Regions from separate parts of the Homo sapiens genome. Here region 2 is linked to region 1. Evidence: chromatin loops called from intact Hi-C (ENCODE). Cell type or tissue: heart left ventricle. All regions are shown on one strand. Each heading gives the region's core, and the rest is flanking DNA. Links, peaks and the distances in the headings are about the cores only. Region 1 overlaps ZBTB8A (zinc finger and BTB domain containing 8A). Region 2 holds the start of ZBTB8A (zinc finger and BTB domain containing 8A).

The links. A loop is a pair of places that touch in the nucleus more often than their neighbours do. Peaks named below come from ENCODE experiments on the same cell type or tissue, not always from the same donor. Only the 100,000 strongest peaks of a DNase experiment are listed, where the experiment ranks them.
Region 2: a loop joins it to region 1, with 2.0 times the contacts of the local background. A loop is called at or near these places in 14 of 110 quality-filtered maps.

What each region holds. Positions count from the first base shown.
Region 1 is chr1:32,603,585-32,608,960 of GRCh38, forward strand. It overlaps ZBTB8A (zinc finger and BTB domain containing 8A), which reads left to right. Exons shown (of 5, transcript NM_001040441.3): 5 at 1-2,357. LOC102723870 (a long non-coding RNA gene) reads right to left here. Exons shown (of 3, transcript XR_426677.5): 3 at 4,965-5,376. Among named protein-coding and RNA genes, the nearest start is that of ZBTB8OS, 44 kb to the right of the region's middle. RefSeq lists an enhancer at 2,996-3,496. In heart left ventricle, for the core only: no CTCF peak of the experiment used is centred there; a DNase peak (open chromatin) is centred at 2,683.
Region 2 is chr1:32,537,510-32,542,885 of GRCh38, forward strand. ZBTB8A (zinc finger and BTB domain containing 8A) reads left to right here and starts at 1,918. Exons shown (of 5, transcript NM_001040441.3): 1 at 1,918-2,063. LOC124903952 (a long non-coding RNA gene) reads right to left here. Exons shown (of 2, transcript XR_007065669.1): 2 at 4,067-4,320. RefSeq lists a silencer at 2,281-2,650. In heart left ventricle, for the core only: no CTCF peak of the experiment used is centred there; DNase peaks (open chromatin) are centred at 1,962 and 2,402; H3K4me3 peaks cover 2,078 bases; H3K27ac peaks cover 899 bases.

The DNA.
Region 1 (5,376 bases), core at 1-5,000:
TCCTATAAATGAAGTAGTGCTTGCATGTGTGTACTCTAATGCACTTTAGTCTATGATCTAAATGTCCTTTTATGCTATTATCTTCTGCATGCAAACTTTACATACATCAGCATGAATATCCAACATTCACTGAACACAGTGCCACCAGCACTTGTAATTGCCTTTTCAGAAATAATGCTTTCTCATAATTGTTTATAACGAGCATCAAACTATCCCCACAAAATGATCAAGTTCACCAAACTAGACAAAGAATCTGTTGTATCATTTTAACATCATAGAAGAACATTTAAGACATGTTTGTAAGTTGTAAATAATGACTCCAGTTATAGCATATATATCTAAGACGTTAGAGACCAGTTATTTTCTAGAGTGAAACTGTCTATTGATGATTGAGAAAATTGAATTCTTTGGTTTTTACATGTGGGCAAATGTTACATAGGGGTATAATCTGTTTAAATAAGCTTTATTTATGCCAAGGATTTTTTTTTTAATATCAAGACTTGGTTAGACCAAAGTTTGCTCTTGCAGGAATGCCATTTATCAGCTTCTGAATGCCCTTCTAACTCCATTACCCTCAAGAGTGTCTGGGTATAGGATGAAGCATTACAAAAAGAAAGCACCACTGCAGTCATGCCTAGTGTCTGGGAGAAACAAAATGGACTAGACCTGCAGTTTAAAATAATTTAACCCGAGAAACTCTTCAAATGAATTGTTTCCTAAAGATGCTCAAATTTAAGGGATAAACTCTAAAATCAGAGCTGCTGTGGTTAAAGTCCCCCACAAACCTTTCCCCAGACACCTCTGCAGAACTCAGGTGCACAATGTTGAAAACCATGGAATTAGACAACTTCCTGAATTCCCTTTGAGCCTTGCAGCCTCATTTCGTTACTCCTGTTACTCACGGTGCTTATAAGCAGGTAACCATATGGTCTCTTAGTGAAGCAAATCACATCCTTAGCACATGATGTTCCTTCTATGGGTATCAGATCTTAAGACTTTTTAAAATTTAGGAACAAATGTTTCAATATTATATTTTCAGTAATGCAATCAAAATAAGCATAGTTACTGTTTTCTGTACGGCTAAGTACTGCCTAATGGATGAAAGAAGTTTGGTGCTTCAATTATTTATGAGCTCAGAACTCAATTCATTAAAGTTATTTTGCCAAGTCATGCCAAGATATATTGAAATTTCCACTCATATTGGTTTTTAAAATTTTTTTTAGTCCTAAAATTAATAAGTATGGAAAATCACTAAAAGCAGTGTAGGATAAGGTGTGTTTAACTGGCCGGGCACGGTGGCTCATGCCTGTAATCCTAGCACTTTGGGAGGCCGAGGCGGGCGGATCACTTAAGGCCAGGTGTTCGAGACCATCCTGGCCAACATGGTGAAACCCCGTCTCTAGTAAAAATACAAAAAATAGCTGGGCATGATGGTGGGTGCCTGTAATCCCAGGTACTCGGGAGGCTGAGGCAGGAGAATCGCTTGAACCCGGGAGGTGGAGGTTGCAGTGGCCGAGATCGCACCACTGCACTCCAGCCTGGGTGACAGAGCGAGACTCCATCAAAAAAAAAAAAAAAAAAAAAAAAGATGTGTTTAACTGGGAAGGGTGATAATAATAGAATAATAGGTACAGGAGGACCAAACTTTAGATTATAAACCAGAAAGTTTTGTTATTTTATATAAGTGTATCAGTATTACTATTTATCATTTATATAGCATTTTATATTTGCAAAGTGTTTAATAATTTTTGTTATTCTTTACATATATATGAAATAGGACAGTTATCCCACATGAACGGTAAATAAATTGAGGCACAGAACAGTAAAAAAACCTCAGGGTCAGGCGTGGTGGCTCACACCTGTAATCCCAGCACTTTGGGAGGCCAAGGCGGGTGGATCACTTTAGGTCAAGAGTTGGAGACCAGCCTGGGGCAATATAGTGAAACCCCTTCTCTACTAAAAATACAAAAATTAGCCAGGCATGGTGGTGGGCACCTGTAATCCCAGCTACTCTGGGGGCTGAGACAGGAGAATTGCTTGAACTCAGGAGGCGGAGGTTGCAGTGAGCCAAGATCACGCTACTGCACTCCAGGCTGGGTGACAGAGCGAGACTCCACCTCAAAAAAAAAAAAAAAAAAAAAAAAAAGAACCTAAGACAACCCAGTGAAATGGTAGCAAAAAATAGGAAATATAATGATCACATTTTCTGAATCCTAGACCATCAGCCTAATTCACTGAGGTGTGTTGTGTATCACTCTATTTTATAGATGATTTTATATAAGTAACAGTGGATTGTTTTAAAGCTGACGTCATTGTATGTGGATACATTCTATATGGAATAAATGTTATGTAAAGGATGTGACTTTAGTTATGTCACAGGATCCTTAGGGTGTTGCTTTGCCACCAGCCAGAAACCTCTTGGCCGGTGGCTCCTCTGCTTGGGTTTTGCTTGTGCCTGCTGGGCTCATTCCACCCATGTGGACTGGCAGGCTGTGGTCCACTGGTGGTACCAGCCTGGATCTCATGCCTGCCGAGGGTGAGCCAGGCACGGAGTGACGGGTGTGTGAGTGAGCTAGCGTGGGGTCCGGCCACTGCACACAACCAGGCACACTGGCTGCAGTGGGGTGGACAGCTCTAGGCGCTGGCACAGGCACCAGCTCCATGCCAGGCTGCAGCGGGACCAGACGTACTGAAAGCGGCTTCCGCTGCGGGCATCAGCATTTGGACAAGTGGAACGCAGTGGTGCCCGAAAGCTCAGAGATGCCGGGAACTGCAGACCCCCAAAGAGGGTGTTACAGCATGTCACACCATGGCTCAGGGAGCCCCGAGGTCTGGGCTGCCAGAAGGGCTGCAGCTCTTCTCTCCTTCTCGTCGCCCACAACGTGGTGAGCAGGGAGCATGTTTCAGCCCTGCTTGTGTTACAGCTCTTTCAGTCCACCATTTGGTGGGTCCCGAGTTCTTTTCCTGCATCCGAGAAGAATGAGGTACGCAGACAACTGGAGGGTGAGCAAGGCCGAAAGGAGCTTCACTGAGCAACAGAACAGCTCTCAGGAGACCTGAAGTGGGTAGCTCCTTTCCACAGGGCAGAGAGGAGCTTCACTCTGCAACAGAACAGCTCTCAGGAGACCCGAAGTGGATAGCTCCTTTCCACAGGCAGGTCGACCTGATGAGTGTCCAGATGACCAGCTCTCACCCAAGAGGAGACCTGCAGGCAGGTCCTTTTAAGGAGACTCAAAGCGGGTAGCTCCTTCCTGCAGCTGGTAGTCCTGACAGCCGGCTGAGTCTGCTGAGACCAGGGGTTTTTATGGGCTCAGAAGGGAGGAAGTGCATGCTGCTTGGTCTGTGGGTGTCCATGGGCAGCCCAGAAAACACCACAAGTTCTTACTCTAGCCCTGGACTCCACCAGGAACTGCCAGACCAACCCCCAGGCTTCAGGCATTCCCTGGCTTGAAGGGGGGATTTCACTGGGAACCCACCCTTTTCCACCCAGGAACCTGTCTGCCTCCTGCCATCAACATGCCCTCCATGGTGCCCAGACTGTGCCAAGGGGCGCCTGCAGGCCCAAACCAAGCCACCGTCATCAACCCCCTGACTGGCTTCCCTCCCACGCACATGGGTGCCCAAAGTTTAGAGGGGGCTGAGGTGGCAGGGGGCTGGCGTGTCAGTGCCACCTCTAGCATGCTCAACCTGGCCAGGTCACGACAACACCTAGGTTTGGCCCAACTTTGCTCTGCAACAGAGCAGGTGCAGGAGCAGAAAGAGGCCAGGGAATGGGAGCAGGCACTTCTGAGCCTGTGGGCGCTGGGAGCTTCCCAAGCCCTGAAGAGTGCAGGGATGCCCAGGTCTGGAGCCGCAGCTGGGCGGCTGCAGCTGTGCCCAGAAGTGTGGGACTCCAGCCCTGCCGATTCAGTAGGGGCAGGGCTCCTGCCTGTAGCCAGCCCCTGTGGGCTTCGTGGAGCCGTGAGCCTCAGCTGCGTTTCCCTCACTGCAGCTGGCATCGCAGCAGCGGCTGTTACAGACGGGCCACTGGTGCCTTTAGTTACAAGAGTTTTAATGATAAAATTCAAGTTATCACAGAAATGGTAGTATATAGCCAGCTGTTTTATATATTGTGAAGTATAAGTAACATATAATTTTGATACAGGAGTTTCTTAACTATTCCTGCTAATGGACCTATGAATAGGCCAGAAAAATGAAATCCACCGAGAATCTGTAAACTTCATTTTCACGTCAGCCTTCTCCCCACAGAACTGTATTAATGCCACCAAAAAAGTAAAATATTTAAATATAATGTTAACAAGTAATGAACCACACAGCAATAGAAGCAAAGGGACTCTTGAAGTCAAAATATCTTGAAGTCAAAATATTTTGCAATTACTGAAATAGTATAACACTTTTCCCTACTCTTTCTTTTTTTTTTTTTTTCTTCAAACCATCAAAATCCGTTGCATACTTTCTCACCTTTAAATAGGAAACCAGAGGCTGGGTACAGTGGCTCACACCTGTAATCCCAGAATTTTGGGAGGCCGAGGTGGTCGGATCATTTGAGGCTAGGAGTTCAAGACCAGCCTGGCCAACATGGTAAAACCCCATCTCTATAAAAAATACAAAAATTAGCCTGGCGTGGTGCCGCATGCCTGTAATCCCAGCTACTCAGGAGGCCGAGGCACAATAATTGCTTGAACCTAGGAGGTGGAGGTTGCAGTGAGCTGAGATCACGCCACTGCACTCCAGCCTGGGTGACAGAGCAAGACTGTCTCAAAAAGAAAAAAGGAAACCAGAGACCAGGGAAATACCCTTTACCTTTACCTTTGCGCTTAGCTAGATCATTTGCAAGCAGAATTTTATACTTTGCCTGCTTTGCTCTTTCAGATTTCCAGATACACAATTCCATTATATAGTTTCTTGATTTTCCCCTTGGGAAAATCATTTATTTCCTTGTTGATATTACTTACAACTACTTATTTTCTTTATTAAAGAGAAACTTATTTTTATTCAGCCCATAAGGGAAAAAGGGAACAACATTTCTGCCTAGACCAGAGATCCTCAACTTTGGTTGCACATTAGAATCACCTGTGGATCTTTTAAAATACAGATGCCTAGGCAAATCAGAATCTCGGGCAGGTGGGGCTTGGGTGTAAGTATTTTTGCAAGCTAGGCTGGCTGGGCACGGTGGCTCACACCTGTAATTCCAGCACTTTGGGAGGCCAAGGCGGGTGGATCAGGAGGTCAAGAGATCGAGACCATCCCGGCCAACATGGTGAAACCCCATCTCTACTAAAAATACAAAAATTAGCTGGGTGTGGTGGCGCATGCCTGTAGTCCCAGCTACTCAGGAGGCTGAGGCAGGAGAATCGCTTGAACCCGGGAGGCGGA
Region 2 (5,376 bases), core at 303-5,302, 66 kb before region 1:
GAAACCCTGTCCCTACTAAAAATACAAAAATTAGCCAGGCGTGGTGGCGGGCACCTGTAATCCCAGCTACTCTGGAGGCTGAGGCAGAGAATTGCTTGAACCTGGGAGGCGGAGGTTGCAGTGAGCCGAGATTGCATCATTGCACTCCAGCCTGGGTGACAGAGCAAGACTCCGTCTCCAAAAAAAAAAAAAAAAAAAAAAAAAAAAAGGAATGGATTATCTTCCTCAAGATTTGAACTGAATAGGTGGAAACAGGGATGGGGGTTGGGTGGGGTGGGAGACAGAGTTTAAGAGACTAGCACTGGTTAATGGTGGAGCTCTAGCATACAGAAACGTGCTCCCAAAGCTAGGAGAATGAAGGTGAGGGACAAAACTCTCATTACCTCTTCCTTGCAACAAAGAGGTTATTTTTGTTTGTTGTTTTTGTTTTTGTTTTTGAAATGGAGTCTTGCTCCGTCACCCAGGCTGGAGTGCAGTGGCACGATCTTGGCTCACTGCAAACTCCACCTCCTGTGTTCAAGCCATTCTCCTGGTTCAGCTGCCCCAGTAGCTGGGATTACAGGCGCGCACCACCATGCCCAGCTAATTTTTGTATTTTAAGTAGAGATGGGGTTTCACCATGTTGGCCAGGCTGGTCTCAACCTCCTGACCTCGTGATCCGCCCACCTCGGCCTCCCAAAGTGCTGAGATTATAGGTGTGAGCCACCACACCCGGCCTCAACAAAGAGTTTATCACCAACCTGATGTGCTCTCTTGAGGAATATGTTTGTGGAACTCTTTTGCATGTTTTAATTAACTAAGGCTAAAATAAAACCTTTGGCTAAAACCATGTCCAGGTCTTTCTGGGGGAATTCTCAATGGGGGCGCTAGCAGAGTAATCTGAGTACATCCAACACACCAGACACCTAATGGTTTTCAAATATGTTTCTACTTACCTGTTCAGAAGGTGAGGAAATGCAACTAAATAGCAAAGCACCTCTGCAGTGACACAGAAGTGACATTGAGACAATTGTGAATATCTTGTATCCTCAAAATGCATAGCTAATTATTCCTGAAATCAAAGTTACAAACTGTCCAATATGAATGATTTTGAACAGGAGAGGAATCCATTAAAAGCTAAACGCAAGTTTTGATAATTTGAACCTTTTCCCTCCAGTTTTACTATAACACAGTACTTTTCAGTACCTGACCCCAGCATAAGGAACTAGAAAACTAATTTATAGAAGTAATGCTTCTACAGTAACAGTGAAAATCCATTGATTTACTATTTTAGCAAATGTATAACCTGATATCTGTACTCTAAATATTAGAGACGTAAATTTGTCAGAGGAAGCTTGGTGTACGATGAATGCTTGCATTGGAAAAGACGCAACTTGCTATTTTTACTAATTTTATATTTCTCTGGACTTAACTAAGAATTATGTTCTCTTATCTCAGCCTCTCTGGGTTTTCCTATTCAAATGAAATGCTTCTGACCTGTACAGGTTTAGAAAAGGTTATCCTCAACTAAAATAACTGCTTCAGTACAAGGGAAAATTCTGTGGAAATCTTTTGCATTTGACGTTGCTAAACTTAAGTACAATAATGTCACATGTACTTATACAGTAATTGTGGGCACGCCTAAGTCCCTCCCTCTTTCCTAAACCAAATCCCCAGATCCTAGAAATCCAGCCCTTCTGCCCTCCGGAGGCGCCTTTCCCAACGTAAAGTACAATTTTAAATTTCAGCTCCTGACTAAAATCATGATCCGCAGTCAACTGCTAGAGAATCTGGGCACCCCGGTGTCTCTGGAGCGTGCAGCGAGTGTGGGCAAGGGCAGGGGGAGTGGGCGAAGCTGCTGGTTGGTGCCTGAAATCTGTGCGTTGCCCCTTTAATTGTGTCCCCAGCCCTCGGGCGTTTCTGTCCAACGCCCACGTCAGCAAATACCTTTTGTTTCTCTCACGTTGGGGCTACTTGTTTTAGGGCGCAAAGGAACGGCCTCGAAAGGGGGTCCTTCCCCAGCCGAGAACCAGGAATCTTCCCTCGGCCCGCGCGCGCGACCGGCCGGTGCGCCGCGGCCCGCGGTAAGTGGCTGCACGCGGCGCCGGCGGAGGGCGGGCGGGCGTCGGGGCTGCCCGGGACCCGCCGCGAGCCTGGCCGCGGGCTCTGACGGCCCGGGCGGCGGCAGTGCTGGGATGCGGGCCCCGGGCGCGCCTCCCCCAGACGTCCCCGGGCCGGGAGCGCGGCGGGAGGCGCCCGGGAGGGGCTGCGGGACAATGGCCGCGCCGTCGCCGCCCGCGCCCGCCTCGCCGCCCGGCCCGGCCCGGGGAAAGGCGGGAAGGCGCGCGGAGCCTCCTGGAGGCGGCGGCGGGAAGGCGGCGGGGACGGCGCCGGGCGTGTCTGGAGCCGTCGGGCGCCGCGGACTCTGGAGGGGCTCGGGCTGCGCGGAGCAAAGACGGGCGGCCGCCGCGGGGGCGCGCGGGGAGGGCAGGGCAGGGCCGGGGCCGGAGTCTCTGCGGGCGCGGCCAGGGGCGCTGCCGGGGAACCTGGCTCCCAGGGCAGTAGCCCGAGTTTCTCGGTGCAGCCTCCATCCTTGGTTTTATGTCAAGATGCGACATCTGGGCTTAGAACCGAGGGCGAACTCACCGCGCCTAACCAATGTTGAGCTCCCAACTATTTGCTTCTGGACGGAACCTTACATGCTCATCTCTACCCATGCGGACCGCCTCTTTTGTGAGTTAGTCAGCGGCTTGTTCCCTTCCCCTTCAGATGCGCTTATGTATCCCCGATTGTTCCAATGGCCCTACTCCACATCATTCTAAGACGCGTTTGGAAGCGGTAGATTCACACACACCTGGTGGGCTTCTAACCACACACGTCAATATCACCTCTATGCTTGATAAACCTTTATAGTTGCACAACTTTAAATGGAGTGCTTTCACCTATATGAATTATTTCACTTAATTTCACATAAAACAACCACCTAGTCAGGCTGACGGTAATTCCACTTTGCAGATGAGGGAACACGTATGAAGCATGGCGTTTCACCTCTAGGCTAGGGTGACCATAGCCGCCCAGGGCCTCCTGTTCCCGCCCTGCCTTCCCTCCTAAGGCACCTCCAGAGGAGTCTTTAGAAGGGCCAGTCTTAACACAGCGCTTCCCTGCTCTAAAAACCTTAACTGATCTTTTTCAGGAAAGCCTCCAAAATCCTCAACAAGCTTCTGCTCCAGTCTTATCTCCTCCATGCCTCAGGTATGGATGCGTTTGTAGACTGGAGCAAGAGCCCCTCACTGATAAGCAGGGATCAGATGTCTTTATTCCTGGGAACCTCTCTGGCCACACAAGTGGCAACTGGGAAGTGAGAATCTGGCTTAGGGCCCTTGATCAAATGGGTGTCTGGGTGGATTGTGCTCTAAAATGTCAGCAGGAGGCATAATGAGTAGGGACTCCAGGAAGGAGGCCACACCACTAACCCTTATCTCCTAGCCCTGAAATCACCAGCTTCGCTGTTGATAATGATTTGGGGCCATCAAAAACTTTGTAAGATAGAGTAATTTAATTCATCGTATGTCATTTAAATCTAATTTTTAGATAAAACTGTGTAATAGACTTAACTCAGTGACACAATGATATGTTAATCATATTTAAAGATTTGATGTGTTTGATTCCCTTGAATGAAGCTTTTGCCACTTTTCTGCTCAAAATTGGTCAGTGGCTCCCCATCTTACGCAGTTTAAAAGCCAAAAGCTCCATAATAGTCTATGCAGCCTTACAAGCACCTGGTCTCACCATGTCCTACTTCTCTCATGATCTGCTTTCCCTTTCTGACTCCATATCCCATTGCTTCCCCCATGCCTCCTTGCCTGCTCACCTCAGGGCCTTTGCACTTGCCGTTCCCTTTGCCTGAAATGCTCTTCCCCCAGACACCCACATGACTCTCTTACTTCCTTTGGACTTTACCCAAATGCCATCTTCTCAATGAGGCTTTCCTCAACTATAGTTTTGATTCTCTTAAGTGTTTTTATTAATTCTAAATCTTTTCTGTCTCAGGCCATTTGTGCAGCTATAAAAATACTTTGGGACTGGGTAATTATAAAGAACAAATTTATTTCTCACACTTCTGGAGGCTGAGAAGTTTAGGCAGTTTGGTGTCTAGTGAGGGCTGCTCTTTGCTTCCAAGATGGCACCGTGTTGCTGCATCCTCTGGATGGGAGGACTGCTGTGTCCTCACGTGGCAGAAGGAATGGAAGGGCAGAAGAGGCTAAACTCACTCCCTCAGGTGCTTTTATAAGGGCACTAATTCCATCCATGAGGGCAGAGTCTTCGTGGCCCAATCACCTCCTAAAGATGATACCGTTGCAATCGGGATGAAGTTTCAACATGAATTTTGGAGGGGACACAAATGTTCAAACCATAGCTCTTAAATGTTTTTAATACAGACGATCACTGACTTACAATGGCTTGACTTACGATTTTTTGACTTTACAGTGCGTTTAATGGGGTATTAAATGCATTTTAAACTTACAATGTTTTCAACTTAAAATAGGTTTATTGGAATGTAACCCCATCGTCAGTTGAAGAGCATCTGTACTTAATTCTAAATCTTCCAAAGCTGAAGGATCATTTATCCATCAAGGAATACAGTTACCACTCTAGTTAGCTGAAGTTCTTTATGACTCAGGAACGTTTGCTAAGCAGGCTAACAAGATTAGTTTTGCTGACCCTGGTGGGACACATTAAATTTTAGATTAATGACTATATATCTTAAAAGAGTTGATCTTCCCAGCCGAGTGTGGTGGCTCACACCTATAATTCCAACACTTTGGGAGGCCAAGGCCTCGGGGGTCGGGGGGGCGGGGTGTGGATCACGAGGTCAGGAGTTCGAGACCAGCCTGGACAAGAAGGTGAAACCCCATCTTCTTTACTAAAAATACAAAAATTAGCACACAGTGGCAGGCACCTGTAATCACAACTACTCGGGAGGCTGAAGCAGGAGAATCACTTGAACCTGGGAGGCAGAGGTTGCAGTAAACCGAGATTGCGCCACTGCACTCTAGCCTGGGCGACAGAGCAAGACTCCGTCTCAAAAAAAGAGAGTTGATCTTCTCAACGACAACCTTAGTTCAAGTTACACTCGCTACTTAAATCTTCAGTCTACTCATAGAAATACATGTCATTGGCTTCTATTCCAAAGACTTTCGAACTTAATGGTTCCTAAAATGTGTAATTGTCTTTCCCAACCACCTTTTTAAAGATCATTGAACTTGATGGAAATCTTGAATTCTGTTATATTCTTGGGACTATTATAATATTTAACTCTTACAGATATTTAAAATGTTTCCATTTGGATTTTGGATGTCCCATATAAATTGATCTAACTTGCTGTTTCAACGTATA